Regions from separate parts of the Homo sapiens genome. Here all the other regions are linked to region 1. The links are chromatin contacts, found by Hi-C or POLR2A ChIA-PET in ENCODE. All regions are on one chromosome and are shown on one strand. Each heading gives the region's core, a stretch centred on a gene start or an enhancer-like site at or near the end of the contact. The rest is flanking DNA. Distances are from core to core; before and after follow the strand shown. Region 1 overlaps PRDM15 (PR/SET domain 15). Region 2 holds the start of C2CD2 (C2 calcium dependent domain containing 2). Region 3 overlaps C2CD2 (C2 calcium dependent domain containing 2). Region 4 overlaps C2CD2 (C2 calcium dependent domain containing 2). Region 5 holds the start of RIPK4 (receptor interacting serine/threonine kinase 4).

Evidence for each region. Hi-C counts contacts between places; a loop is a spot of excess contacts on that map. ChIA-PET counts read pairs that join two places held with the same protein, here RNA polymerase II (POLR2A). Pooled maps may share reads with other maps.
Region 2: a loop to region 1 is called in a pooled map, with 2.7 times the contacts of the local background. The contact joins the promoter of C2CD2 here to the enhancer-like site in region 1. A Hi-C loop is called at or near these places in 2 of 37 single-sample maps with no recorded cell type and 2 of 50 pooled maps. POLR2A ChIA-PET finds 5 or more read pairs at or near these places in 3 of 52 experiments (B cell, GM12878 and naive thymus-derived CD8-positive, alpha-beta T cell).
Region 3: a pooled map shows a loop between it and region 1 (2.6-fold over the local background). The contact joins two enhancer-like sites. A Hi-C loop is called at or near these places in 10 of 37 single-sample maps with no recorded cell type and 4 of 50 pooled maps. POLR2A ChIA-PET finds 5 or more read pairs at or near these places in 5 of 52 experiments (B cell, BJ, GM12878 and 2 more).
Region 4: a map of head of caudate nucleus shows a loop between it and region 1 (3-fold over the local background). The contact joins two enhancer-like sites. A Hi-C loop is called at or near these places in 1 of 168 maps with a recorded cell type or tissue (head of caudate nucleus) and 2 of 50 pooled maps. POLR2A ChIA-PET finds 5 or more read pairs at or near these places in 2 of 52 experiments (activated CD4-positive, alpha-beta T cell and naive thymus-derived CD4-positive, alpha-beta T cell).
Region 5: a loop to region 1 is called in a pooled map, with 2.2 times the contacts of the local background. The contact joins the promoter of RIPK4 here to the enhancer-like site in region 1. A Hi-C loop is called at or near these places in 1 of 50 pooled maps. POLR2A ChIA-PET finds 5 or more read pairs at or near these places in 3 of 52 experiments (H1, HepG2 and Panc1).

The regions. Positions count from the first base shown.
Region 1 is chr21:41,831,212-41,836,660 of GRCh38, reverse strand. PRDM15 (PR/SET domain 15) reads left to right here. Exons shown (of 24, transcript NM_001040424.3): 9 at 12-193; 10 at 454-548; 11 at 1,137-1,224. Among named protein-coding and RNA genes, the nearest start is that of PRDM15, 45 kb to the left of the region's middle. RefSeq lists enhancers at 1-397, 2,213-2,332, 3,113-3,182. Within about 2 kb of position 3,059, at least 5 of the 41 ENCODE cell types and tissues checked have a DNase peak (open chromatin) inside an H3K27ac peak, as active enhancers do; they include B cell and GM12878, where a contact is called at or near this core.
Region 2 is chr21:41,951,107-41,956,555 of GRCh38, reverse strand. C2CD2 (C2 calcium dependent domain containing 2) reads left to right here and starts at 2,538. Exons shown (of 14, transcript NM_015500.2): 1 at 2,538-3,186. The coding sequence starts at 2,908. RefSeq lists enhancers at 357-436, 2,792-3,566, 5,445-5,449 and a silencer at 2,246-2,915.
Region 3 is chr21:41,918,729-41,924,177 of GRCh38, reverse strand. C2CD2 (C2 calcium dependent domain containing 2) reads left to right here. Exons shown (of 14, transcript NM_015500.2): 3 at 2,093-2,206; 4 at 5,218-5,322. Among named protein-coding and RNA genes, the nearest start is that of SNORA91, 27 kb to the left of the region's middle. Within about 2 kb of position 2,462, at least 4 of the 41 ENCODE cell types and tissues checked have a DNase peak (open chromatin) inside an H3K27ac peak, as active enhancers do; they include B cell, where a contact is called at or near this core.
Region 4 is chr21:41,899,346-41,904,794 of GRCh38, reverse strand. C2CD2 (C2 calcium dependent domain containing 2) reads left to right here. Exons shown (of 14, transcript NM_015500.2): 12 at 3,046-3,173; 13 at 5,433-5,449. Among named protein-coding and RNA genes, the nearest start is that of PRDM15, 23 kb to the right of the region's middle. RefSeq lists an enhancer at 5,213-5,449. Within about 2 kb of position 4,199, at least 3 of the 41 ENCODE cell types and tissues checked have a DNase peak (open chromatin) inside an H3K27ac peak, as active enhancers do.
Region 5 is chr21:41,764,809-41,770,257 of GRCh38, reverse strand. It overlaps RIPK4 (receptor interacting serine/threonine kinase 4), which reads left to right and starts at 3,206. Exons shown (of 8, transcript NM_020639.3): 1 at 3,206-3,398. The coding sequence starts at 3,217. LOC102724800 (a long non-coding RNA gene) reads right to left here and starts at 3,091. Exons shown (of 5, transcript XR_937745.3): 1 at 3,024-3,091; 2 at 2,241-2,399; 3 at 875-1,644. RefSeq lists an enhancer at 1,295-1,589.

The DNA of each region.
Region 1 (5,449 bases), core at 1,810-4,309:
TCCCTGGGCAGGTTCACCCATCATCAGAATAACACCATCACGCTCAAGAGGAGCTTAATTCTCTCAAGCAGACACGGCATCCGGCGCAAGCTCATCAAACAGCTCGGGGAGCACAAGCGGGTTTACCAGTGCAATATCTGCAGCAAGATCTTCCAGAACAGCAGCAACCTGAGCAGGCACGTGCGCTCGCATGGTGAGTCCGCGAGGCCCGGCTGGCGCCCGGGGCCAGGGCCAGGACTGGGGCTGGGGGTGGGAGGACAGCACGGAGTCTCCCCTCCTTGGGTCGTCTCCCACGAGCTGCGCCAGTGAGAGGCTGCATTTGTGGGCGATCATCTCTGCAGCTCCTTCGCATGGTGGGAGCGAGGCGGCTTGTGGGGCATTTCCCCGGTGGGCATGCTTCTCTCGGTAAATGCTCTAAGTAGTGAATGAGCTCTCTGTTGGTTGGTTCCTCAGGTGACAAGCTGTTTAAGTGCGAAGAGTGTGCAAAATTGTTCAGCCGCAAAGAGAGCCTAAAGCAGCACGTTTCCTACAAGCACAGCAGGAACGAGGTGGGTGGAAACAAGCCCAGGGTTCTCTTCCCAGTTGTGTGGACAACACAGACAACTGACCAAATCACCATGTTGTAATGAGAAGAAAGAATCCCAGGAGGGAGGAGAGTGGGCGGGGGCTGTGGGGGAGGGAGGAGAGTGGGCGGGGGCTGTGGGGGAGGGAGGAGAGCGGCCAAACCCTGTGGGGGAGGGAGGAGAGTGGGCGAGGGCTGTGGGTGCCCAGGTGTCCCTGAGAAGGGAGAGTCCCAGGAGGGATGAGAGCGGGTGAAGGCTGTGGGTGTCCTGGCGTCCCTGGGCCACCTGTCAGCCCCTCGTCCTGGTCAGATGCCCACAAGCGCAGCAGGAAGAGTCAGGAGAATGGGGGTGTTTGGTGCTTGGAGTGGGGCTCCCTGAGTGTGGAGTTCCCTTTCTAGGGCAGGTGAACAGCAAGAGCAAACATCCTTTGTGTTCCTAAATAGAGCGGGAGGGTGGTGGAGGTCAGAGTCATAACAGACACAGGCGTGGAGTCGCCCGGGCAGCACGTCGGGGGCTCGGCATCTGTGGACTCTGCGCTGGGCCATCTCACTCACGGCGTGTCCCTCTGACCAGGTGGACGGCGAGTACAGGTACCGCTGCGGCACTTGTGAGAAGACCTTCCGCATCGAGAGCGCGCTGGAGTTCCACAACTGCAGGACAGGTGAGGGCGCCGGTCACGTCTCCCCTCGGCCGCTGTGCGGTACGGATTCTAGATACGCCGCGGAGACCGTGGAACTTTAGGCCAAAGTAAAGATTGTTTTCATGAATAGACAGCCTCACTTTTAACATTTCCCTCTGTCCATTTTGCTTCAAAGCAGTTGTTACCCTAAAGATACACAGATGGAAACTTTCCAGTAAAAAGGGATTGATTTTCTTCCTGCATTTGTCAGCCGAGCTGCGTATGGCCCCACACTGAGAGCATTGTAAAGCCGGGGTCCGTTCTGGCTAAAAACAGGGAGCAGCAGTGTCCAATGTTTTCTAGGGCCGTCTGAGGAAGAAAGGAAAAGATCAGGATAATGGCTGGAGGAGTGTGAGCGCTCCTCGCTTGCTTGCAAAGGTTGTTCCTAACCGCGAGCCCTCCTCCATCCACATCTCCTGCGGCGTCCAGGGTGGAACGGGGTTGCCCCTGCACGCATTCTTTTTGTTCTGAGCCTGCTTGTGTGCACCAGCTTCCAAAAATAAAGCATTTTCCTTGTGTGAGGCCTGAAGCCGGGTGTGCCTGGACCAGCCTGTAGTGGAGAGGTGGCCTCTTCGGGCCTGGGGGGCGTCTGAGGCCCCTGTCTCTCTGGCCGAATTTGCTGCTGGCAAGTAAACAGACCAAAGGAAAGCCAAGGCCGTCCTGCCGGCTGCGCTTCTCCACGTGGCCCGAGGACGCCCCTGTATTCTGCAGTGATGACGTGCACCCTCTGGGATGTGGGAGTCACACCTTCCCCATTCCCAGTGGTGGGTGGCACTGGAGGCCCAAGCAGTGGGGGTCCCCAGCGGGGCACAGAGGGGTGAGTCACTGTTGCCTTTGTGTCCCCCTCTCTCTAGGACTCATAGCACACCCTGGAGAGGGGGGGCCCGGCGGCAGTCGGCTTAGAGACCTACCAGGTTAGCCTTCGACGCCCACCCCGTCCTTGTCCGCCTGCTCTGTGTCTGTCACTTGCATCTCTGTGTTGTTCTTGTTAAGGTGCCACCCGCCCCTGTGTTGAGAACAGGGCACCTGCAGCAGCGGACTCCCAGGGGCTCTGACCAGGGCTGTCGCACATGGGCCATGTGAGAGGCCCTGCTCCCTTGCCGTAGCTGCTGGGCGCGGGGGGCCCTTGGTGGGGTTGGCTAGTTCTACTCTGAGGGCTCCTATTTGAAACCAGGGTTTGGTTCTTCCTCCCTGATGCCTTCTTCCTGGGGTTGGACTGTTCTGAGGGGCAGGAATGAGTCATGTTTTGCCTAAGCTTTAGCAGCTCTGAAGGATCCATGTCTGGCATGAGGTGGCCTCCAGAAGCTTCTGGATGAATTTCCAGTGTGCCGCACCTCCTGCATTTTAAGCCCTCCTATCACAAGAATTCCCAAGAAACCTGGGGCACAGTCCCCTGAAGACTTCCACTTAACGCAGCCCCGGCCAGACAGATGAACCTTCATCTTGTTTGCGAACCTCCCCTTGGGGTCCCCGCAGTCCTGCAGGAGTGTAGCAGGCGAGGGTTTCGGGGTTCCCAAGAGTGATGCTACCAGCTAAGGCGCTCTGGTGAGGCAGACTCAAGGTTGAGGAAGAGGCATTGCCCTCTGATATTTTCAACTATTTCTCTGGACCCAAATAAAACAAAGTACTAGAAGCGGCTAAGGCAGCAGCAGCTTCCTGTCAGCCAGAGGTGCTGTTAGGCCAGGTGCTGGCCTTTGTTAGTCACCTAGAACCCGCAGAGCGCCAGGGACCTGCATCGCACCACCTCTTCCCCTGAGATGTTCTAGTTTCAAAGGTTACCCGTTTTAGACTGAACAGAAAGGATAAAAACCTTGAAATGGAGCTTGTTTGCATAATATATGATTTGCATGCTCTTATACTTATTTATAGTATTGAAGTTAAGAGAATGTGTATCTTCCTTAGACAATTAAACCAAGAATTTGTACCAAGAATTAAACCAAGAATGTGGGAGTCACGCCTTCCCCATTCCCAGTGGTGGGTGGCACTGGAGGCCCAAGCAGTGGGGGTCCCCAGCGGGGCACAGAGGGATGGGTCACTGTTGCCTTTGTGTCACCCTCTCTCGAGGACTCATAGCACACCCTGGAGAGGGGTGTGGGGGGCAGTTTTAAAATGTTACAGTCTTGTGGGTTTTTCTGAAGCTCCCTCCATGGGACCTGTTGTGGTGCCTGTCCCTTGTGGTGTGACCAGGTGCTGGTGTAACTCATCTTCGTGTTCCTTGTGCTGTGTCTGACCATAAGTACTGTGCTACGGAATAGCAAAGGCTCACGTCCAGGCCCTCAGGCAAAATGCGGCCCACCAGCCTCCCCCAATAATCCCCTCTCCATCCCCAGGTGCCCTGCACCCCTCTCCCTTCGTCAGACCCCAGTAGGCAGCTGTTCTCAGTGGCTCATTTATTCAGACATAAACCTAGATCCCCTCGGCGCAGGGTTATTGGAGGGAGAAGCATTGTTGGGACCCAGTGCCCCTGTGGGTTCCTGAACTGGCAGTGAGTGGGTGGCTGCGGGAGAAGCCACCCTCGGCTTGGCAGAGTTGTCCGGGACAGCTGGGGAGTGGCCTGAAGTAGGTTCTCTTTCCATGGTCACGAGGGGCTTGTGAGGGAGAAAGCTGAAGCTCTTGGCAGCACCATTGCCTTCCACGGGGCGGCAGGACTAGTGGAGCCACCTGCCCAGGAGGGGGTGCTCATGGGTGCTGATTTGCACCTGCCTGGGAGGGGGGCTCACTTGTATTGGTTGGTACCTGCCTGGGAAGGAGGCTCACCTGTGCTCTTTAGCACCTGCCCGGGAGGGAGGCTCACCTGTGCTCTTTAGTGCCTGGCTGGGAGGGAGGCTCACCTATGCTGTTCAGGAGGCCCAGGTTGAGGGGAGTGTGGCAATCCAATGCCACAGCACTGTAAAGGTGTGGCCTATGGTGATCCGTTGCCACAGCACTGTAAAGGTGTGGCCTGTGGTGATCTGATGCCACAGTGCTGTAAGGTGTGGCCTGTGGTGATCCGATGCCACAGCGCTGTAAGGTGTGGCCTCTGGTGATCTGATGCCACAGTGCTGTAAAGGTGTGGCCTGTGGTGATCCGATGCCACAGTGCTGTAAGGTGTGGCCTGTGGCAATCTGATGCCACAGCGCTGTAAGGTGTGGCCTTTCACAAAGCGCTTGGCTCTAGTGGTCCCATTCCTAAGAATTCATGATAAAGAGATTTGACAGAAGAAAAAAATCTGCATTACTAAAGATTCCATCACTAAATTATCTACAGTGTCAAAAATAGCAAAGTGAGTTTTGAGAAGTGAGCTGGATGGAATATCACGTAGCCATTAAAGTGATCATGAAAACGTCCAGCACTGTAAACACGCACGCCTCAGACGCAGTGTGTGAAGGACACATACCATGCGGTCGTGTGGATCCGGACAGAGCCCATCAAATCTTAAGCCAAAACGAAACTGAGGGCAGTGGCTGTATGGATAATGTTTCACTTTATAGAAGGAAGGCAAGCAGTATGTTAGGCTGGGACTCAGCGTAGCATCTGTCACGGTGCTCCTCTTATGGCCCAGGTGAGGCTGGCTCTGGGCTGAGGTCACGCTGCAGGTGGGGTGGGATGTGGGCAGAGAAGCCTCGCACAGGGCCACCTCTACTGTGTTCAGCCCTGGCAGAGGCCACCTCCCACTGTCCTGCCGTGGTTGGAGCTGTGGGAGGGGACTGTCCCCTCCCAGCGCTTCCCCTGTCCTGAGGGTGGCACCCATGGGGCATAGATTTCCCCACTGCTGTCTCCTGTCTTCGCTGTCGGCCATGCCTTGTCCATTCCCAGCTGGGAGGAGTTGAGAGCGCCTGGCTCTCCCGGGGGAGGTTGTCTGCTTCCCTCACCCCCAACCTGGGCTGCACATTGGGATCACCTGAGTGAGGCCAGACACATGCGGAGGCCCAAGGCCCACCCCAGAGAGTCTCATTTTGTGAGCCCTGGCCAGTGAATCTCTACCTGGCGGGGGTGGAGAGTGGAGGGCGTTTGCCCCAAGGGACGCTGTCGGCAATGTCTGCAGACACCTTGGTGGGGAGGGGTGCTCCTGGCACCTACTGGGTGGAAGCCCGGTATCTGCTCAGCATCCCACGGTGCACAGGGTGGCCCACAACAAAGGATCTGGCCCAAAACGCTGAGGCAGGGAAACCCTAGACAGGGGGACCCTGAGACACTCTGTGGCGGCTCCCTCGGGCAGCAGAGAGGG
Region 2 (5,449 bases), core at 1,289-3,788, 120 kb before region 1:
AAAGAAAAGAAAATTTGTCACATGGAAGTGTGACAAATCCCAAACTAGGGGTGCTGGTTAGTTTACAGTTTGTTACAAGCCTCTAAATAAGTAAGTGGGATGGGCCAGCACACCTGAGACCTGAAGGAATGAGACGGGTTCCACCGGTCACACAGGACAGGCTCTCGTCACTGCCCACACAGCCGCAGGCGGCCTGTGTGCACACATGGCACGGGGAACACTGGGCCCTCGGATTCCTCACCCCGGTTATTCTGGCAAGGGGACCAGCAGGACTCGAATTATCTGACTGCATAGGTCTAGCTACAGGTCAGAACATAATTAGACTTTTCTGCCAAATAAGAAGGGATTTCTTTTGTTTCTGCCTAAAATAACACAGAATAGAAGAAAAGAAGAGCAGTTCCCCCCACCCTTAAGAGGCTGCGGCAGACTGGAGCGCTCGTGTGTAACACATGGGTCACTTGCAGGATGCTGATGGTCTCATTCTTAATTTTTTTTTTTTTTTTTGAGACGGAGTCTCGCTCTGTCGCCCAGGCTGGAGTGCAGTGGCGCGATCTCGGCTCACTGCAAGCTCCGCCTCCCGGGTTCACTCCATTTTCCTGCCTCAGCCTCCCGAGTAGCTGGGACTATAGGCGACCGCCATCACGCCCGGCTGAGTTTTGTGTGTGTGTGTGTTTTTAATAGAGACGGGGTTTCACCATGTTAGCCAGGATGGATAGTCTCATTCTTATTTCCACTTTCTGATAACAGACCTGGCTCGCAAGGGTCCATCCCCAGCTCACCTGGGCAATCCCCGTCTAATTTCACCTCCCTGACAGCGTCCTATCCTGTTCCCCACAAAGGCTCTCCGTCCAGCTGCTGTGCCATTCCTTCCTCTTTCCTGAAGAAAATCCGGGCCCACGGATTCAGGGCCAGAATCCCCTCTGATGGACCATCCACTGGCCCCGCAGCAGACTCCTGGCTAGGGAAGAGAAGGCCAAATGCTCAGTCTATCTAATTCCTTTCAAGGTCAAGTCCCCTTAATACAGCTGCAGAAAATAACAGGGGAATCACTTTTTTATGGTTTAGGCCTGTTTTAGGCCCCGGAGAATCTCAGGCTAGTATGTTTCTATGGCACTCCCTAAGGACCGCGTCCACTCTGCAAGAGGAGGGCACAGGGGCATGTCCCACACACCACACCACACACACACACACCATACCACATGCACCACACTGACACACCACCCACACACCACGCCACATGCACCGCACTCACACATTACACATACACACACTCCACATCCATGTACCACACATACACACACCACCGTGTTCACCACACACACAAACCACACCACATGCAACGCACTTACACAATACATATACACACAGCACCACACCACACCCATGTGCCACACACACACGCTCACATCACCCTGTGCACCACACACACACGCACCACACTGACACACCACATACATACACCACACCACATCACACATACACACCACACACACCACATGCACCACACACACACACCACATGCTGTGCACTTACACATCACACGTACACACACCCATGCACCACACCGACACCACACACGCACCACACCACATGCACCACGCTTACACATCACACACACACACCACACACACACACCACACACACTGCACTTATACATCACACATACACACCCATGCACCACCATACACACTCGCACCATCCTGTGCACCACACACCACACACATACACCACATGCTGTGCACTTACACATCACACGTACACACACCCATGCACCACACCGACACACCACACACGCACCACACCACATGCACCACGCTTACACATCACACACACCACATGCACCACACTGGCACGCAACACACATACCACACCACATGCACCACGCTTACACACACACCACACCCATGCACCACACATACACACTCACACCATCCTGTGCACCACACACCACACCCACAACACATCACACCACATGCGCCACACACATCACACCACATGCACCCCCGCCCCACCCGCACACTGAATGAATGACACAGCCACACAGAAGGCAGGGCCTGGGCCTGGTGCTGAGCCCCTCCTTGCCTCTGAGAAGCACGCCCCCTAAGGCAGGCCCAGCCCCTGGCTCCAGGGGCAGCCACGGATTTCCAGGGACTTTCCGAGGACTGAGCCTGGATCCTGTCTCGCTGGCGAGCAAATGGCAGTCCTCGAAATCACCCTGACTGCGCGCTGTGCACACGCACACTCACACATGTGCACACACACGCACTTGTGCAAGCGCGCACACGAGCCAAGCCAAGCAGCCGCACAGCAGCCGCCGGGGTTGGGCTGATGAATCCGGAGGCCCGGGTCACCTCGCGGCCCGCGGGCAGGCGCCGGAGGGGCGGGCGACGCGCGCACGTGGCGGGGCCGGGAAGGCCGGGCCTTTAGGGGGGCGGGGGCACGCCGCGTTGGGAGCAGGGGGGAGGACTGCGGCCCCCGCAGGCCCGGCCGCGCCCCCTCCCTCGGGCACCGCCCCCGCCCCGCCCCGCCCCGCGGCCAGAGCCTCCTCCGGCCACCGCTGGGCCGCGGGCGGGACGCCCGGGGCGGCGCGCGCAGGAGGAAGCGCGGCCCGCAGCGGCCCAGGAACTTCCCAGACGCCGAGTCGGGAGCGCGGGCCGCGGGGTCCGCTCGCGCCCCTGTTCCGCAGGTGTGCGGGGCTTGCGCCCAGCCCGGGCCGCGGCCGCCGCGCGTTTCCTCCCCGCTTGCCCGCCCAGAGGCCCCCGGCCACGCTCCTCGCCGGGCTCCGACCCCGCCGCGCCCCCTCCACGCCCCCAGCGCGCTGTGGCCGCAGCCAGCGCGTGTCCTGAGTCCGCCGTTCCGGCCCGGGGCTGCCGGGGAAGTTGGGGCGAGGCGGGCCGGGGATGCGCCATGGCCATGGCCCGGCTGGGCTCGTGGCTCGGGGAGGCGCAGTGGCTCGCGCTGGTGTCGCTCTTCGTCGCGGCCCTGGCCACGGTAGGCCTGTACCTGGCGCAGTGGGCGCTGGCCAGGGCGCGACCCCAGCCCCAGCGGCGGGCGGTGGAGCCTGGAGAGGGGCCGCGCCCGGGGTCCGACGCGCTGCTCTCCTGGATCCTGACGCTGGGCAGCTGGAGGAGCCAGTGGCAGGCGGCCTGGGTGACCGCCCTGAACGAGGAGGCCGAGAGGAAAGGGGTGAGTTTCCGGGACTGCGGGCCGGGGGGCGGCAGATGCCGGGGCGGGCGGTCCGGGCCGAGGTCTTTCCTGGAGGCGTCGCTGCAGCCCCTGACCCAGGCTAAGGGAGTCCTCCCCCCAGCGCAGACCATCCTCGAGAGTTAGGAGAGAGACGGGGGAGCGAGGCCCCTTGACGGAGAGACAAGACAAAGTGATTGATTTTATTCTCCAAACGGCAGGTGCTCCAGGCCCTGGGCTCCGCGAGGGACAGGCTGGCAGTTGGAGGGACCGTCAGAAGTGCTCATCCGCGCCAGCCAGTACCTGCCTTGCCTGGAGTCCCGGGGCGAATTCCCGTGCCCGATCGGACACTTACTGAGCTTGCACATGATACATGAATAGCTGTGACCCCAATGTGCTTCCGCCTCTCATAGAGCTGAATTTCACCAAGAATTTATCTCCAAAGACTTGCATTTCTTGGCATATAAAAATAGTGACCGTTTGCTGAGGGCCAGCCGCTGGGCAGACATCCTACCGAGGCTTTCGGTGCGTCTGCCATCTCTGAATCCTCACAACTCCCGGGACAGGGGTGTTATCACTGTTTTACAGATGAGGAAACCAAGGCCCGGAGAGGGCAAGCAGCCTGCCCAGTGCCACACAGCTCGTGGGCGGCAGAGCTGGCATGTGAATCCAGCTGCCCTGGCCTGCAAGCTAAGGGCCTCGTGTCTTACCTCTGCTGCCTCACAGTCCTGTGGGTGTTTCTGTAGTCGCTGATTACTCGTTGACTTATTTTTGCTTTTAAGACATCTTAGTATAACGACAAGCTCCTGGCATGTACTATTCTTAGGCATTTCACAGGAGAAGTTGGAGCCTGGGTGGGTTTGGGGAGGCACCCCTAGTCTTGGCCGCTGCTCCGCCCTTCCAGGCCACAGTTTCCTGCACATGCCTGTGCAGCTCAGTGGTCATTCGCTGTGGAAATAGCAGAATTGCTCATTTTCAATGTCCGGCCCCATCAACCTTCAAAATATTCCATGGCGGGCCCTGTGCCTGGTCCTTGTGCATGGCCTTGGAAGACATGGCCATGGAATTAAAAAACAAAAAAGCTTTGACTATCAGTTAGCAGCCATCCAACAAATCAAGAGACCTTGTTTTGAACTCTTGAAAAAGAACATAAATGACTGTACTTTTTGGAGGAAAAAGGCTTCAGGGTCAGTTGACTGACTTTTGTCCTGGTGCCCAGAATCTGTGCCTCAGCTGTCCAGAGCTGGAGAGTGTCTCAGGGAAACCAGCTGTCTCTTGTGGGAGCCCTCCACCCCTGTTGGCCTCACATCCAGGAGCAAATGCAGGTATTTCCCCAGGAAGCTGCCATCACTGACCCCTGACTGACCTGGAATCAAGGCTTCTGAGGCTGAGTCCCCTCCAGGCTGGTGGCTTGATTGGGCACCAGTCTCATCTGTGTCCTTTGTAGGAGGCAGGCAAGTGTTGGGTGAATGACCTTTAAGTTCAGCTTCTAACTCTGGAGTTTCAGGCTTAGAGGCAGTGACCCTACCTCCTGTATATTTGGGATGGTTCGTTTCCTGACATCTATGGATTGGCTTCAGAAAATATGATCCTCTTGGATATGATCCTTCCATATTCCCATCTGACTGAAGTGTTGAGAGGCAGAGAAGAGGATGTCCCTGGCATCTGTCTTAGGCTGGTCAAGTCAATCTGAGAACACTGAAAGAAATATTTGAAAGTTTTGGATGAAAACTTTTTACTTGAGTCTTTGTGTGGGAGCAGGGAGGGGTTGCGTTCAGGGAGAGGAGAGAGGGTCTCACCTTGTTTGCGCCTTCTCTGTTCTCTCTCTGCTGTTGGCCACACACTGCAGTCTCAGACACCTGTCTCTCCTGACCTCCTGCCTGGAAGAGGCAACAGTGTCCCGGATTCATGCTCAAAGCAACCCAGGGCCATCTCTGGCATTTTTGCATGGACATAGTCCATTAGTTCTGTGATGTCAGTTTTTGGTATTGCTTACTTTCCTGGGGACGGGGGTGGGGGAACACAGCCCTGATGCCTGGGAATGTCATTTGATTTGCATTCAAATGGAAGGTTTTGCAGGCAGATAGGATCTGGGTGACTGGGCTCCCTGTGAGTGACGGTCACACACCCTCCCGGCATCCTGAGCCGTCGCTGCCGTGTCAGTGATGGCATTGTGGGTGAGCAGGTAGTGGTGTTTGCATTCCTGGCCGCCCCGAGTCCAGCGATTGTCACACACATCCCAGCATCCTGGGCCATCGCTGTTGTG
Region 3 (5,449 bases), core at 1,213-3,712, 88 kb before region 1:
GGAATAGCAGGCCCTGACTGAGTAATTATTTTGATAATCTTTCCATTTGGTATTTTAGATTCTGATAAATCCACCAGAGAATTAAAGAATTTTCTCTTCCTGTCCTGTGACTCCCTGCAGTGGAGTCAGTGGTTCTTTTGGGAATGAGGAGGTCAGTCTGACTTACCCTCAGCTCCTGGTAGCTTTGCTTTTTGGCCAAACACTGGCCACCTACGGAACCCCCTTGTGCCTGCCCTGTGGTCCAGCCCACTGTGCCCCTGGCCTCCCCTCTCCTCCTCCTGGCCAGTACACACCTGGCACCTGGCCTGGTAATTATCCCACACGTGTCTGCTTGGCCCTCTGCCCCCGGGAGGGGAGCGGGGAGGGGTCTGACCTCTCATTCTACATCAGCTTCTGTAGAGGAATCTGTGGCAGAAACTAGATCTCTCTCTGTGCCATGGTAGCTGTGAAAAGCACCCCTCTTAATACTGTATGATTATGATTTATGTCAGGAAACCACAGTTTGGTTTATTCCTGAGGTTATTATCTTTCTCTGTCTGACAGTTTCTTCAACGAGCTCATTTTATAATTCTGGTTTTGGTACGGCTGCATAATTTTATAATTGTTTGATACTTTGTATGTTTTTCCAATTACTCCCACCTTTTTGAAAACCATGATCGCCTCGAAATTATTTAGGTGGAAGCAACCCATTGTGTTCTGGGTAATTTAAGAAAACTTTTTTTACTTCTAACATCTATAACTTACTTTCTCTTTAAGACTCATTTTTAGCAAAAGAACTTGGCTAATGGCTTTGACTGTGTATGAATGTGGAAACATTTGGGGAATTAAAAATCAGCTATTGTGGAGAAATAGAACAAGATGATATTTAAAGAAAAAGACTTTGTTGGCCGGGCACGGTGGCTCATGCCTGTAATCCTAGCACTTTGGAAGGCCGAGGTGGGCGGATCACGAGGTGAGGAGATCGAGACCCTCCTGGCTAATGGTGAAACCCCGTCTCTACTAAAAACACAAAAAATTAGCCGGGAGTAGTAGCACACGCCTGTAAACCCAGCCACTCGGGAGTTTGAGGCAGGAGAATCGTGTGAACCCGGGAGGCGGAGGTTGCAGTGAGCTAAGATTGTGCCACTGCACTCCAACCTGGGCGACAGAGTGAAACTCCATCTCCAAAAAAAAAAAAAGGAAAAAGACTGTATTACATGTGGAAAGCGCATGATAACTAGATTTGGTCAAGACTTTAGCTGCTAAGAAAGTCATCAGGAAGCAAAGATTTGAAACATTGTTTCTGGTTTTCAAACTATATTATAGAAAAGGTTTTAATCTGAATATTTATCCAACTTTGAAACTCTAAATTTGTATCCTTGCTAACATATAAAGTCCAGATTATTTTGATATAAAGATGCCTAGGCCAGGCGTGGTGGCTCACACCTGTAATCCCAGCACTTTGGGAGGCTGAGGTGGGTAGATCAGCTGAGGCCAGGAGTTCGAGACTGGCCTGGCCAACATGGTGAAACTTTGTCTCTACTAAAAATACAAAAATTTGCTGGCCATGGTGGCACACACCTGTAATCCCAGCTACTTGGGAGGCTGAGGTGGGAGAATCACTTGAACCAGGGAGGCGGAGGTTGCAGTGAGCCGAGATTGCTCCACTGCACTTCAGCCTGGGTGACAGAGTGAGACTCCGTCTCAAAAAAAAAAAAAAAAGATGCCTATGGCAGCTGAGCACAGTGGCTCATGCCTGCAATCCCAGCACTTTGGGAGGCCAAGGTGGGAAGATTGTTTGAGCTCAGGAGTTCAAAACCAGCCTCAGTAATACAGGTAGAGCCCATCTTTACAAAAAAGACAAAAACAAAAATTAGGTGGGTGTGGGGGCACACCCCTGTAGTTTCATGTACTCAGGAGGCTGAGGTGGGAAGATCGCCTGAGCTGGGGAGGTGGAGGTTGCAGTGAGCTGAGATCGCGCCACTGCACTCCAGCCTGGGCGACAGAGTGAGACCTTGTCTCAAAAAAAAAAAAAGAAGAAGAAGAAGATGCGTATGCACGCGCTGTCCTTTGTTTTGGATACAGTTTTCTCCCTTACCTGTGCCTCCTCCAGGTGGTGGTCTGTCACGTGGTGGGCCAGGCTATTCAGTTCTTGGTCAGCGAGACGCCTGCCTTGGGTGCTGGATGCCGGCTGTACGACATGCGGCTCTCCCCTTTCCATTTACAGGTAAAGATGTGTAGACTTTGCAAGTTATGAGACCCGTCACAGTTCTCAGAAATGTGAAGAGTGAGCATGGTGTGAGTCAGAGGGCTGTAACGTTCATGTTTTTATTAATTATCATTCATGTCATAATTTTCAAACTGTAACCTTTCATATAGGATTTTCTATGTAGGAAATGATCACACACACTACACATTACACACACACACTACACACACACACATACATTTATAATAAACTCAGGGGTTGCCTCTTTCGGGCATTTGAATGAGGCAGGGTGTTGTTGACGGATATGATAAGGCAGGTGGCATCTGAGAGGAGAAAAGTAGTTCTGGTTCCGAATCCAGCGCTGGTTGCAGCTTGGAAACACAGCTGAGTGGCTGCCGTGGGGCATTCCTCTTTTCAGTTTTTGACAAAGTTGATTTAAAAAGAACCCCCTTATTATTTTTATAAGTTAAAAAATTAGTATTACCATTATTCCATGTTTTCATAATAGACATAAGAATAAAGACATATATATAATTTTACACATCTCTATAATTTTATAGAGAGAGACTTACGGATCTCTAATAATTACAATAAGCCCAGTGAGACTTTGGTTGCCCAAATCATCAGAGAGCTGTGCGTCTCTCACATCCGGCCAGATATTCACTGGAGTTCCTCTTTAGCTGGTATTTAAAAATTGCAGATGTCTGGGCTTGTTTCGAGGGTCACTGCCAGTTCAATGCCCTGTTTCATCTCCCGTGTCCCGTGTCCTTGGACTTGACTCCTAATTTGGGGGATGAGCTCAAGTCATGCAGAATTCCCAATCACAAGGGAAGGTGACATCCTGTATGCTTTTCCTACAAAGGCATGGTTTTAAATAGCCAGCACTAACAAGATTTCCTGGCTACCTAAGTGGCTTTTTTCTGAAATCCACCCCGCTAGTTCCTCAGCCCCACTCCAGCAGCACCCCCTTTGAGGGAATTGAAGAGGTGAAGAGTTGGCATCGTGGATTTGTGAGGCGTTCATGCTCTCCTACATCCCCCAGATGTTTTGGACAATGTGATGAGAAAATAACCTGCAAAGTCTGGGTCATATTTACCCAACATTTGATGCATGTTTTGGAACTGAATGAGACCAGAGAGGATCACAAACACAAATGAAGAAATGTCATTTCTGACATTGTGTTTATTATATCAAAGCATTCATGCCATTTTAAGCAGCTCACACAGAAGGAACACAATTGTATCTTTGATCTGTTAACACAGTTAGGAACCAATATGTGGATTACCTCTCAGCGCAGAGGCAGCTGCTAGAGATGGGTAAATAATTGATGCTAGCGGCAGGAGGCGTTCCCGCTTCTCTGATGTTCCTCCAACCAGAGATGCAAGAGTGGTCTCCATCGACTGAGCTGTCTGTGTCAAAACAATTAAAGTGCACTTTTCCACTAGAATTACCTAATTTTTTTCCTAGAATTACCAGACAAGGAAGGCAGGTTGGAGACAGTTATGAAGTAGAAGTCATCGTTTTTCTCTTACCCTGCTTCTAGCATGAGGTGAGAGTCCACTTACTCAGATAGTCTGAAGTCGTTCTTCCCTTTTGTTTAGGAGTGGGGAAGGAATGGAGATCTGCAAAGTTAAGATTTTTGCTTTGGACGGAGCATCTAGCTGAAGAATAAAGGATGCAATATTAGCTTTCTATGGCTGTGGAAACAAATGACCCTGAACAGTTTAAAACAGCACAGATTGGTGATGCCATCGTGAAGGAGGCCAGGTGTCCGGCCAGGCCCAAATCCAGGAGCTGTCAGGGCTGCCTGCCTTAGCGGCAGTCACAGGGGAGTCTGTTCGTTGCTTTTGGGGTTGTTGGTAGAATTTCATTCCATGGGATTACGGGACTGAGTTCCATTTTCTTGTGGCTGTCAGTGGAGGGCCATTTCCGGCTCCTTGAGGCACCCCATTTTTTGGCTCAGGGTGCCTTCCTCCACGTCCACACCCGCAGGGATGCCTGCAGTCCTCACGTCACATGCCCTGGCCCCTCTTCTCCCGTGCTCCCCCACTCTTCAGGACTCAGGTGTTTCCACTGGGCTCTTCGGAAGGACCCAGGGTCATCTCCCCATCTTGAGGTCCTCTCCCTGTCGCACCTGCCAAGTCTCCTGTGCCCTGTAGGGTCTCACAGTCACAAGTTCCAGGGATTAGGGGGTGAACATCTTTGGGGGCCGCTGTTCTGTCTCCCAAATGGACAGGGTGGGATGAGGCATCCTTAGAGATGGAGTCCAGTTAGAGGCTGCTGTGGCGGCCCCAGCAAGAGACAGTAAAGATGGCTTTGTGCTGCACACAATCTTCAGGGCTGTTTGAGTGTGGGGCAGGGGAGCCCACGCCCAGGATTAGAATGAGGCGCCCTGGGCCCTTCTCTCACTCCTCTTTCCTTTATGCCTTGCGGATACTCCCAGAAGGAGAAATGCAAAGCACAGCAAACTATTTATGTTAAATAGACTGCAAGGTTTGATGGCATCTGGTTGTCGACCACCAATGCTGAGGTTCCTCTTTGAGGGGTAGGTTGAGGCCAGAGAAGGGGCAGGAAGGGCAGGGGGTAAAGAGAGTTTGGGGTCCTGCTCTCCATTTTGAAAGCACATTGTATGCCAAGTGGAAAGCTAAGCAGTTTTCTGTGAAAATATGTGAATAAATGAGCAGGTACACACATACATACACACATGCACACTGATGCAGACATGCGCACACATACACACAGGCACACGTGCTCACATGCACACTTCCGCACACGCTCAAATACACATGCACATGCACACATTCACACTCACATGCACACACATGCTCATACATGCACACATGAGCACACATGCTCATATGCACACATGCGCATACACGCACACTCACATGCACTCATATATGCTCACATAGACACATGCTCACATGCATATATGCACACACACATGCTCACACAGTCACATGCACACGCACGTGCACATTAAGGCTTTGGTGGAAAGAGTGGCCCTCTAATAACTTGTTTTTTAATAGCTGGAGTTCCACATGAAGGAGAAGAGAGAGGACCTCCAGATTAGCTGGTCTTTCATCAGTGTGCCGGAAATGGCCGTTAATATCCAGCCCAAAGCACTGGGGGAGGTCAGTCCGTAAGTTTTTATGATTCTTCCATTGGCGTGAGAACGCACGTGTGTTAGGACAGTCTGCGGTGGGGAACTGAGTGCATGGCTGGTGTTGCTGGCCTCCTTCCCTGTCCCAGCCACTCCTC
Region 4 (5,449 bases), core at 2,950-5,449, 67 kb before region 1:
GTCCTGTGTCTGACCTTGCCCAGGTCAACAACTGGGCAAGGTGGGGCAGTCAGGGGAGTGGAAAGTTCTCACTGGAGGGGCACTGTCTTAACATGGTGTTGGATTCTCAGCCTGGTGAAAGTTCATAACTGCCTCCTCCTCTTGTGGGAGGTTTTATGGTTTTTTGGATACTACCCCGCTGGGTCCCCCACCTGCAGTTCTGGGACGCAGGCCCTGCCCCTCCTTTCGTTACCAGAAAAGGATCTTGATCTAGACCCCAAGAGAGGGTTCTTGGATCTGGTGCAAGAAAGAATTCGGGGCGAGTCCACAGAGTAAATTGAAAACAAGTTATTAAGAAAGTAAAGGAATAAAAGAATGGCTACTCTGTAGGCAGAGAACCCGTACGGGCTGCTGGTTGGCTCTTTTTCTGGTTCTTTCTTGATCATATGTTAAACAAGTGGTGGATTATTCACGAGTTTTCTACGAGGGGCGGCGATTTCTCAGAACTGAGCATTCCTCCCCTTTTCAGACCACGTAGGGTAACTTCTTGCCTTTGCCATGGCAGTTGCAAACTGTCATGGTGCTGGTGGGAGTGTCTTTTAGCATGCTAATGCGTTATCCTCAGTGTATCATCGGCAGTGAGGACAGCCAGAGGTCACTCTCATTGCCGTCTTGGTTTTGGTAGGTTGTGGCCGGCTTCTTTACCACATCCTGTTTTATCAGCAGGGTCCTTGTGACCTGTGTCTTGTGCCGACCTCCTAGCTCACCCTGTGAGTAAGGGCACCTCACCTCCTGGGAGTGCAGCCCAGGGGATCCCAGCCTCATTTTGCCCAGCCCTTATTTGAGCTGGAGCCGCTCTGGTACTAATGCCGCTGATGCTTTTGCCGCTGCCCCTGATGCCCCTTCCTCAGTTTCTTCCCCTGGCAGTGCCCCCACTGCCCATGCTGCGGGGTCCTGTCACGTGGGCAGGATCCCTCTTAAAAGACCTAGGCTGATGTTCCCACTGTGGGTTCTGATGCATGGTCCATGGAGCCGGCCCCCAGGCTCACCTGCCACGGTGCAGGCTGCACCTGGCACCTGGACCGGGCTCTCGGGGGACTGAACAGAAGCACTGGGCCTGGCGTGAGGAGGACGTGCTCCCGACACGTCTCCCTTGGTGGCTTTGGGAATTACAGCACAGCTTTCTCCTAAGGAGTCCTCCCCAACTCCTTTCTCCAGCACTTCTCTCTTCTCAGTGTGGGTCAGTGGCTAAACAAAAATCTGTTCCTCTACTCACAACACTCCTGACGCCAAATGTGTAGATTTTCTATGGCAAGCAATTTTCTGTTTCTCTGCAGACACCAACTGGGTGTCCTACAATTTAATTCAATTCTGGCATTACCTGGAGTTAGCTCAGATCCCACAGGTGAAAGGCTCAGCCCCACAAAACCACCCTTCCACTTTAGATGTCAGGTGCAAATAGTGGGTCCCCAGGTTACCACACTTTTGTCCCACTTGGCTACAAATTGGGGTTTCCATGACACACTCCTCGGGTTCCGTAATTTGCTATAATGGCTCACAGAACTCAGAGAAACACTTTACTTGGGTTTACCAGTTTATTATCACACAAATGCACAGCCAGATGAAGGGGCTCAGGGCACAGTCTGGGAGGGTCCTGAGTGTGGGAGCTTTGATCTCCGTGGAGTCGCCCCTTTCCCAGTACGTGCATGCGTTGGTTCACAACCTGGACGCTCCCTGAGCCCTGTCATTTAGGGGGTTTATGGTGCTTCTATAAGTAGGTATGTAGGCATGATTGATTCACTTATTGGCCTTTGGTGATTTGAGCTCAATCTCTAGCCCCTTTCCCTTCCCCACAGGCGAGAGGAGGGCAGAAAGTTCCAGCCTTCTAACCACAGGGTTGGTGCCTCTGACATCCAGTGCCCGTCCTCATTAGCATTCACTCGGATGGGGTGCAGGGGCTTATTAGGAATGAGAAGGATGCCCCAGCTCCGTGGCTCTGGAATTCAAAGGATTTTTTTTTTTGTTCTCTGTGCCAGGAACCAGGGAGGAAGACCAAGTATCTATTTATTATTCCCCAGTGTCACTGTTGTCACCGGTTCTTGGCCTCTGTGGTCTTATCTTGACTCCCTTTGGAAATGCAGCATCTGTAAGCCTCAGGCCATGGCCAAAACCGAGACAGAAGTTCCTTTTACCATCCTGCTACTTTAATAGCTTTGCCATTTTGACTTTACCTGAGCAGGAAAGTGTAAGTTACAAGCATCAGCTCTGAGTCAGAGAGACCTGCTGGTCATCTCAGCTCTGGGGCCTCCTGGCTGCTGGACATACTCCTCAATGGTCAAATGGGATAAAAGGAAGGACCTGCTCATGGGGTGTGGAATAGGAGTAAATGAGAGAATGTGCACAGAGCTCTGTCTCTGAACAGCACCTGGTTTGCCGTAAGCATTCTATTGATGTTGGCTGGTGTGTGTTGTTATTAACCTGGGGAAGGAGGTGCTTTTATTAACTGGCCCTTCATAGCTCTAGTTACTATTCTATGTATTTAGGCACTCTTGGGAGGGAAAAGGAGTCACTACCTTGCCTTTCAAAGTTCAAAATCTTCCAAAGGGTTAGATATTTTTTTTTTGTTGTTTGCTTGCTTTTGCCATTTTCCATCAACTCTATTCAGGTATAACTTAAATAAATAAAATCGGTGAATCTTAAGCAGACACTTCAGTGAGTATCTTGTAACCACCCAGGGAATCAAGCTGTAGACCAGGGGTCAGCAAACAGCAAACTATGGCCCATAGGAAAAATCTGGCCCGTCACTTGTTTTTGTAAATAAAGTTTTACTGAAACCCAGCCATGCTCATTTATTTACCTGTGGTCTCTAGCTGGTTTCACTCTATAAAAGCTGCATTGAGAAGTTGTTGCAGAGACCACCAACAAAGCCTAAACAATTGACCCTTTGGCCCCTTTTAGAAAATATCTGCTAACCATTGCTTATCGACCATTTCCATTATCCCTGGAAGTTCCCATGGAAGTCTTTAATTTTTGCTGATGAACTTAACACTGCCTTCCTTCTGGTAGAATTGTTGGTGTTGAATGGTTCGGATCCAGTGGCTGAAGTGGCCATTCGACAGCTCAGTGAATCTTCAAAGCTGAAACTCAAGTCGCCACGGAAGAAAAGCACTATTATCATATCAGGGATCTCCAAGGTACCATCGTGGTGGCTGGGGAGGTGTTCATCTGGTCATCTGTCAGTGACCTGCTGCTCCTCTGCCCTTTGAAGAAGTTAGCCCAAGCACTTGGTTAACGTCCAGAGAGTTCCATTTACAAATGTCAAATTATGTTCCTCACCCCACAAAGGAGTCATGTGTGGTGTTGTGTTTACACAGTTTATCCTATTCACCAAGGACATGGGAGACTTTCTAATCAGGGACGCTTTACACGTTGAGAGGTTGGCAAATCATTTCAAGAAAAATTATCGAAAGAGAGGAACATGATGTAAGACTCCCCTTTGGTACAGAACCTCTGCTCTCGTCACCACCCAGTCACGGGGAACTTTCACTTTCCACGTGACACGTTTCCAAAGCCTTTTACTTTTTTGCAGTGAATGTTTATTCCTTTTGTAATCAGAGAGAAATGAACATTGTAGTGTCCCCCGTGGACACCGCACTCCCTTTCTCCCCCTTCTCCCGCTCTGGGACGTCCGCTCAGAGCAGGTGGTGGCAAGTGTGTGGTTTCAGCTGTGGAGAGGCCAGCCCCTCAGGTGAAGGGCCATGTTACAGATCCTTACTCTTTTTATTACATTTTTTAAAATTGATTTTAAAATTTTTATCTATCTATTTATTTATTTTGAGACCAGCTAATTTGTTATGAGACTGGCTAATTTTTGTATTTTTGGTAGAGATGGGGTTTCACCACATTGCTCAGGCTGGTCTTGAACTCCTGGGCTCAAGCGATCCATCCACCTTGGCCTTCCAAAATGTTGGGATTACGGGCGTCAGCCACTGCTCCCGGCCCTTACTTTTTTTTGACATTTCCAAATGAACAGGTGGAGGGAGAGTTGGGAAGATTTTGATTTGGAGTAGGAGGGGGATGAGGAAGAATTCTGGACAAAAGAGTGGGTGGGTGGGCAGAGGGCACGCAGAAGATGGATTCCTCAGTGGCTGGGAGACAGGCCAGAACAGGACCTTGGAGGTGCCAGAGATGAGTCATCAACCTTGCCATTGTACCCAGAGGGTGGCCTTGCCCCACGTCCCAGAGGCAGGCGGGTGGTGTTTTGGGGGCTTCCTGAGCCCCTCCAGGGGCCCTCAGCAGGGATCCATGACCTCTCTGGAAGTCCGGGGCCCAGTAGTTGGGTTTTCTTCGCTCTTGGGTGAATGAATGAGCAAAATAAGGACAAGACTCGTGGTCATCTCCCCTATACTTTCTCTAAGATCATATTTAAAAATCACAAAGAACTCCTGGATCTTAGTATTTAATGTTCTGAATTCACCGCAGTGATTATTTTTATTGGTGCTCAGATTATCTAATCTTTATTTTATTTTATTTTATTTTTTTGAGACGGAGTCTCGCTCTGTCACCCAGGCTGGAGTGCAGTGGCGTAATCTCGGCTCACTGCAAGCTCCGCCTCCCAGGTTCACGCCATTCTCCTGCCTCGGCCTCCTGAGTAGCTGGGAGTACAGGCGCCCGCCACTACGACCAGCTAATTTTTTGTACTTTTTTAAGTAGAGACGGGGAGATTATCTAATCTTGAGTCAGTGGGCGCTTCCACAGGCTGGCACTTAAGTCAGAACAGCACAGTTGTCCCTAAGCAAACGCCTGTGTCACTGCCACCCACACCAAGAACAGCATGACTGGCCCTCAGGGAGCCCCCATGCCCTCCTCCCCAAACTTTCTCCCCTCCAAGGAAGGGAGCCCCCGTGCCCTCCTCCCCAAACTTTCCCCCCTCCAAGGAAGCGCTATCCCGACTCTCAGAGGTTCATTTAGTGCTTAAATATTTTTACACAAAATATAATTTTTGAGAGGATGTGCCGGTGAATTTCCACTTGCAGGTAACATAAACGTGTAGGAACAAAGACAGCTAAACCCGAAACACCCACGGCCATTTCCTTTGTGCTGTCGTGGACTCTGAAGGACGGGCTCTCTCTCTCGCATCTCATTTCTGCAGCTTGCCACAAACGCTCCCACCGCTAGGCCCATCTGTGAGAGGAAGAGGGTTAACCTCTGAGCCCCGGGGGCCAACCCCCAGCTGCCTAGGGATCCTGAGCCCTGGCTGTAAGGGAGACCTTTTTTAACCCAAGCATGAGCAACGGCCGTGATGTATAAGCGCCTTCTATGAGGCCCACGGCTGCATCTTCTGAGACTTTGAAATCAGCTGTCAGAATGTTTTGGAGAGTGCTTTTCAGTTCTTTTCAAACCCTCCCTTCCTTTCATGTATCCCTTGTCATCTTCCCCACTGCCCCTGACAGACCTCACTATCTCAGGA
Region 5 (5,449 bases), core at 1,957-4,456, 67 kb after region 1:
AATTCTCAAAAACAACCATGCAAGTGGTGGCAGGAGTGGCTGTTGTAGGGGAGGGAGGAGCCTACTAAGCAGGGAGGAGGCTGGGTGCAGAGGCCTGGCGGGAGGGGACTATGTTCCCAGGTGGCTGACCCAGCTCAGCTCCACGCCCCTGTCCCATGGTCATGCCAGCAGGTGGACCCCAGGGGCTCCAGCTTTATTCTGGGGCCTCTGAGAGCCAGGTCAGCCCTATGTCAGCTCCACGATCTCACTGAGCCATGCACTTACAAGGGTTGAGTTGCTCCAGGACCCTGAGAAGGACAAAGACGAAAATGACTCAATTGAAAATCTCACTATTCACCCATGGCCTGGCATGTGCCACACACATATAATTATCATCTGCGTGGATCCCCACCGACATCTCGAAGCAGGTCCCTCTATCCCACATGTCAGGGACAGGCAAATGCACCATGGTCACAGCCTGGGACCCCATCTGAGGCAGGCTGGCTGCAAACCCAGAGACGTCTCTATCCTGTCTTCTCCCTGGCCGGCAACCTTCATTGTTCCCTGCGGTAGGATGTTAAAGGCAGCTTCCTGGCACTTCCAGACCAGGGACCTTGGGCTGCCTGCTGGGTGGGTCAGTGCTAAATGGCCCCCTATGAAGAAGGGCACAGCTTGGGGACCTGGAGCTCAAGGGATCACCTATTTAGATTCGCTGTCAGGACATCCAGTATAGGAGGAAACTGGCTTGGAATTCTTCTGGGGAAGGGGCCAGGAGGAACACAGGGTAGTGGGGGAGTGGGGGCTTGCAAATGTCAGCAGACAGCCCCCTTCCCCAACTCCTCCTTCCCACCTCCCACCCCCCATTGTCTCCCCTCGTCGTCCCTCCCCTCCTCACCTGCACTGCACTCCCAGGCGGGTCAACAGTCTCTCCGTGGAGCTTCGTGCCCTCGGGGCTTACCTCCTAAAAACCTTCAAGTCTGCACCCCTACTGTGCCTCCGTGGCTGCGCCCTGCTTTCCACCCAGGATCTGTGCTGATTGGTTTGTTTGTAACCACACCGGGCACGTTGTCCATGCAGGCACTTCATGAGGTTAATTAATGTTGTCCCATGAAACCTCAGGACAGCCACCTCCCAACTTGCCCTATTATTCATTTCATCTTTTTCTTTAAATCGTTCCACTTTTCTTTGGCCCTAAAATGTATTTAAAACGAAACTAAATTACTTTTATACTTGGAAATTCTAACCTCACCAGCCTGGGACCAATGACTGTTAACATAAATAGCAGCTGCGCTCCCGGAATCCCAGAGGGTCTGGAACTCGAATTCACAATTCCTGGAAAGGTGTTTGTTTTCGTTTTACCAGTTGTCATGTGAATCGGTAAAGCACTTCAAAGTCCGCAGAGGAGCCGGATACCAAACCAGGTTCCTGCCGCCGAGCCCGTGATCTTTGGACCCGATCTGCTCACAGCTGGGAGCTGGCTCTTTTGGTCTCCAGGGGGCTCTGGTCTTCAGTCCCAGGCACCAGGCACTGAGCTAGCAGCAGACACTCCATAAATATTTGTCAAATGAAGCACACAGATGATTAAATAAATGAAATTGGAGCGTTTTATTACTTGCGTGGTGTGGGCTCTTAGTCACCCCCAGCTGCGGAGCTGTGTGCCGGAGACTGTAGATGGAGAAAGGTACTTTGCTAGAGCTGAGCCCCGGGAACAGGACAGGTGACTCACTTTCAAGTCCATTCATTTTTTTCCCACCAAAATAATAACTATGTTTACTTCCAAGGTATCTTCGTAGATTCAAAACTCCAATTATTTTTTAAAACATTAGTCCAAATGTAAGTTACATTTGTGACAAGCTTAAAACAACTATTTGCCACTCCAGCCTTAAGGAGACCAACTTTAATTTCCGGAGTATGTGGGAAAGGAAGTGGCTCCCTGGTCCCCCCAGGAGGCCCCCCGAGCAAGCATCGTCATGTTGGGATGTGTGAGTTCCCTCCAAAGAGCGGCCGGATGGGAGTGGGGAGGCAGTGGGGAGACGCGGCTCCCCGCTACAGGCTATGAAAGAAGGTCCGCGCCCGTTTGGAAGGGGGAGCCTGGAGACACTAGGTCTGCGGCTTTCAATGCGCTGACTTGGGGCAGCCTCTCTCTTTCCGAGTTACTAACACAAAAACACAGTTAATGTCGTTAAAATACCCTCTCCTTTAGCTCCGCCCTCCTGTCTTCATTATTAATCTCCTGTGGCCAAAAATAAGCCTTCACTCACCGTTGCGTCTCAGGAATGAGTGAGTGTTTTCTGAGGTGTGGACGCGTGCGTGATCTGTGATGCACTTCGGCCTCTAACCCAAATATCCTTCCAAGGCTGGGAATTTTTTTTCCCCATATGTGAAAAAAAAATCTTTCCTTTTCAAACCATCTGTTCTACCTGTAAAAAGAGGCTGTTATTTAGGAAAGGATGAGGGAACTCTTGCATTTGAAATGGACTTTAGATTTGCTGTTGGGTAATTTTTTAAAAAAAGTTACTTTCTGAGAGGAAACTCGTGTAAAAAAGCAAGACGTGAACCTGCAGGGAATTAGACTAACGAGTGAAGAAAGCCAATTTCAAAAAATTAGGCGCTGTATGATTCCTGTATCTAAACATAACATTTCTGAAATAAAACAATTTTAGAAATAGAGGAAAGATTAGTGATGCCAGGGCTCCGGGGTGCGGCTGTAAAATCGCCACAGGAGTGGCCAGGTGGGGGTGGATACGGGAAGGTACACAGATGATTACATTGTGTAAAACTAATACATGCAAAGGAAGACGAGTAAAACGGCAAAACTGAATAAGATCGGTGACTGTATCAAAGTCAATATCCTGGTTGTGAGATTGGACTTTTTTTTTTGGCAAAGTTTTGCAAAGTGGTAACACTGGGGGAAACTAGGCAAAGTGAATGATTTCTTACAACTGCATGTGACTCCGCAATTAAGGAAAAAAAAAAAGCAAAGAAAAGCAGGGCAGCTGATGCGCACGTCGAGACCCGTGAGAAGCGTGAGAAGCTCTGCTCACCCAGGGGAGAGCGCAGTGACCCGCAGCGTCTATTCATCCGTCCGCAGTCACCGGGCGCTGGCAGAGAGGGCGCCCGGGGGGCGGGTAAGTGGGCGGGGCCTGGGGGCGGGACGACCTACGGAAGTGACGTAACAGGGCGGAGCGCGCACCTGGGCACCTGGGCAGCCGCCGCGGCGCTGGCTAGACGTGCGCGATGGAGGGCGACGGCGGGACCCCATGGGCCCTGGCGCTGCTGCGCACCTTCGACGCGGGCGAGTTCACGGGCTGGGAGAAGGTGGGCTCGGGCGGCTTCGGGCAGGTGTACAAGGTGCGCCATGTCCACTGGAAGACCTGGCTGGCCATCAAGTGCTCGCCCAGCCTGCACGTCGACGACAGGTGAGCGGCCCGGGCGGGGCGCTGGGGCGGCTGGGGCCCGGGCTGGGGTCGGGGTCGGGGTGCTCTGGTCCCGGGGTCCTGCCTCTCTCTCCCGAACTCACCCCCGGAGCAGCTTCGGGGGGGAAACCAATTGCCGGCGAGGCCGCGGGGCTCCGACAATGTCCACTCGGCCTGTCCGGGCCGGAGGGGCGCGGGGGCTTTGGCGAGCCCGGGCTCGATCGCGCACGTCGGGGCCGGGTCAGGCGGCTCCTCTGGGGCTCCTCTGGGGCTCCTCGGGGGCCGCGTCTGCCCGGACGTCCTAAGGCGCCCAGTCGTGCTTCCTGACACTCCCCGAGTGGCCCTGGTTTTCGGGGTCTCCAGCTCGCCTTGCGCCTCGGACCCGCGCCCTTGGGAGGCGCGTCCGGCCCGCCCGGGACCCACCGGGGCGCTGCGGTCTGCGCAGGGCTTAGAAAAATTGCCATGTGGGCCTCTGGGCTTTGTGAGTGGAGTTAGCCTCCGTTCGACTTACTTAGTAATTTACGTTGGAACACAAATTGGTGTAAGACTGTAATTATTTCGGTCGGAAGCTTCGGCTTGGCTCGGGCGAGGCTTCCCGGGCGCCCGGCGCTTGCGCGGTGGAGCTCCGGGGCTCGGGCCTGGCAGTGGGGTCCGGCACGGGGCCCGGGGTGTTGATCCGTCCGCCCAGCGCTTCCTCGCCGCACACTCTCGTTTTAGCTGACTTAATTTCGAGACCGACCCGCTAGGGAAGGGCCTTGCATTCAAGTTCTGTGGCCGTGCCATGGGGCCCTCCTGCACCCCAGTTTCCCAGTCCAAAAGTCAGAATGGAACCTGCCTGTACCTACCTAGCAGGAGTGTTCAAGGTAACAAAGACGAATGGGAAGGACGCAGAGCCGCCCGTGTTAAATTCGGTGGGTCGGTTGTCGTCTGTGCATAATTTGAGAGGTAGGGAGAATGTTCTTGAACAGTACCTCTTTGTTGTTGTAGATTTCACTGTTTACAGTTGATTTTGATGGTTCATATGTAAGGCTCAATTTAGCACGTTTTAATTATTTATCCTTTAATGAAGCTTACCTTCTACATGGAAGCTATGCTTGTATTTTACCTAGAGATTCCTTGAACACATACACTCAGAAGCGACACCTTTTTAAAATACCATTTAGCCTTTGCTGCCTGGCAGACCTGGTTTCGAATGCTCGGCTGATTGAGTGATGGGGCCGCTAAGCCCCAGCTTTTCTGCAGAATCGTTGTGATGCCTGTGTCTGGGGTGGCAGTGCGTGCTGCAGCCCCATACCGTGACTGTGACGCCTCTGTGGATGAGAGGCCTGTCCTCTCCCTTTGCATTTTCGTCCTTGGCTAGGAGACTACACAGCAGAGATAGTGGTGGCTTTTTGCCGTAACCCTCAAATCCAGTGTTTCTTGGAAACACCAGTAGAGTGGTGACGAGTGTCATCAAATCACCACTAGTTCAAAGGTGAGATGCTGGCCCAGGCTGTGCACTTTTTCTCCCCTGCCTCAGATTCTGGGAACTTCTCAGGCCAGGAGGGGTGCTGTGGTTATTTTGATGAAATCCAAACCACTTTGAATACCAGCCAGTGGTTAGGTTCTGAAAGGGAACCCTCTCCATAGGGGCATTCGTTTTATCTCTTGGGGATGTGTGTGAGCTTTAATCATCAGTGAAAATTTTCACACCACTTTCTTATATTGGAAGAGCAAAGTAAACAAGCACCTACCTGGACTGACTCACCAGCTCACATCCTTAGGATCTTCTGTTATTTCTAGCGACCAGTCCCTTATTTCTTGGGTGGCCTGGTTGGAGGGAGGCTTTCTCCACTTAAGGTGGATCACTTAGGATATTGCATAGCTTGGTTGAAAAGTGTTTTGTACTTTAACTGGAAGCCTTTCCTACCCTGCCCAAAGCAGACAGGTGGTGGCATGTCAGGTGGCTAGGTCGAGGTCAGCATCGCCTAGCAGGAAGCATTTCACCTCCTGTGCTCTGCTGGGCCTGGTAGAGTAGGTTGGGGCTTTGCCATGTGCAGCAGTGGCTGATCTTT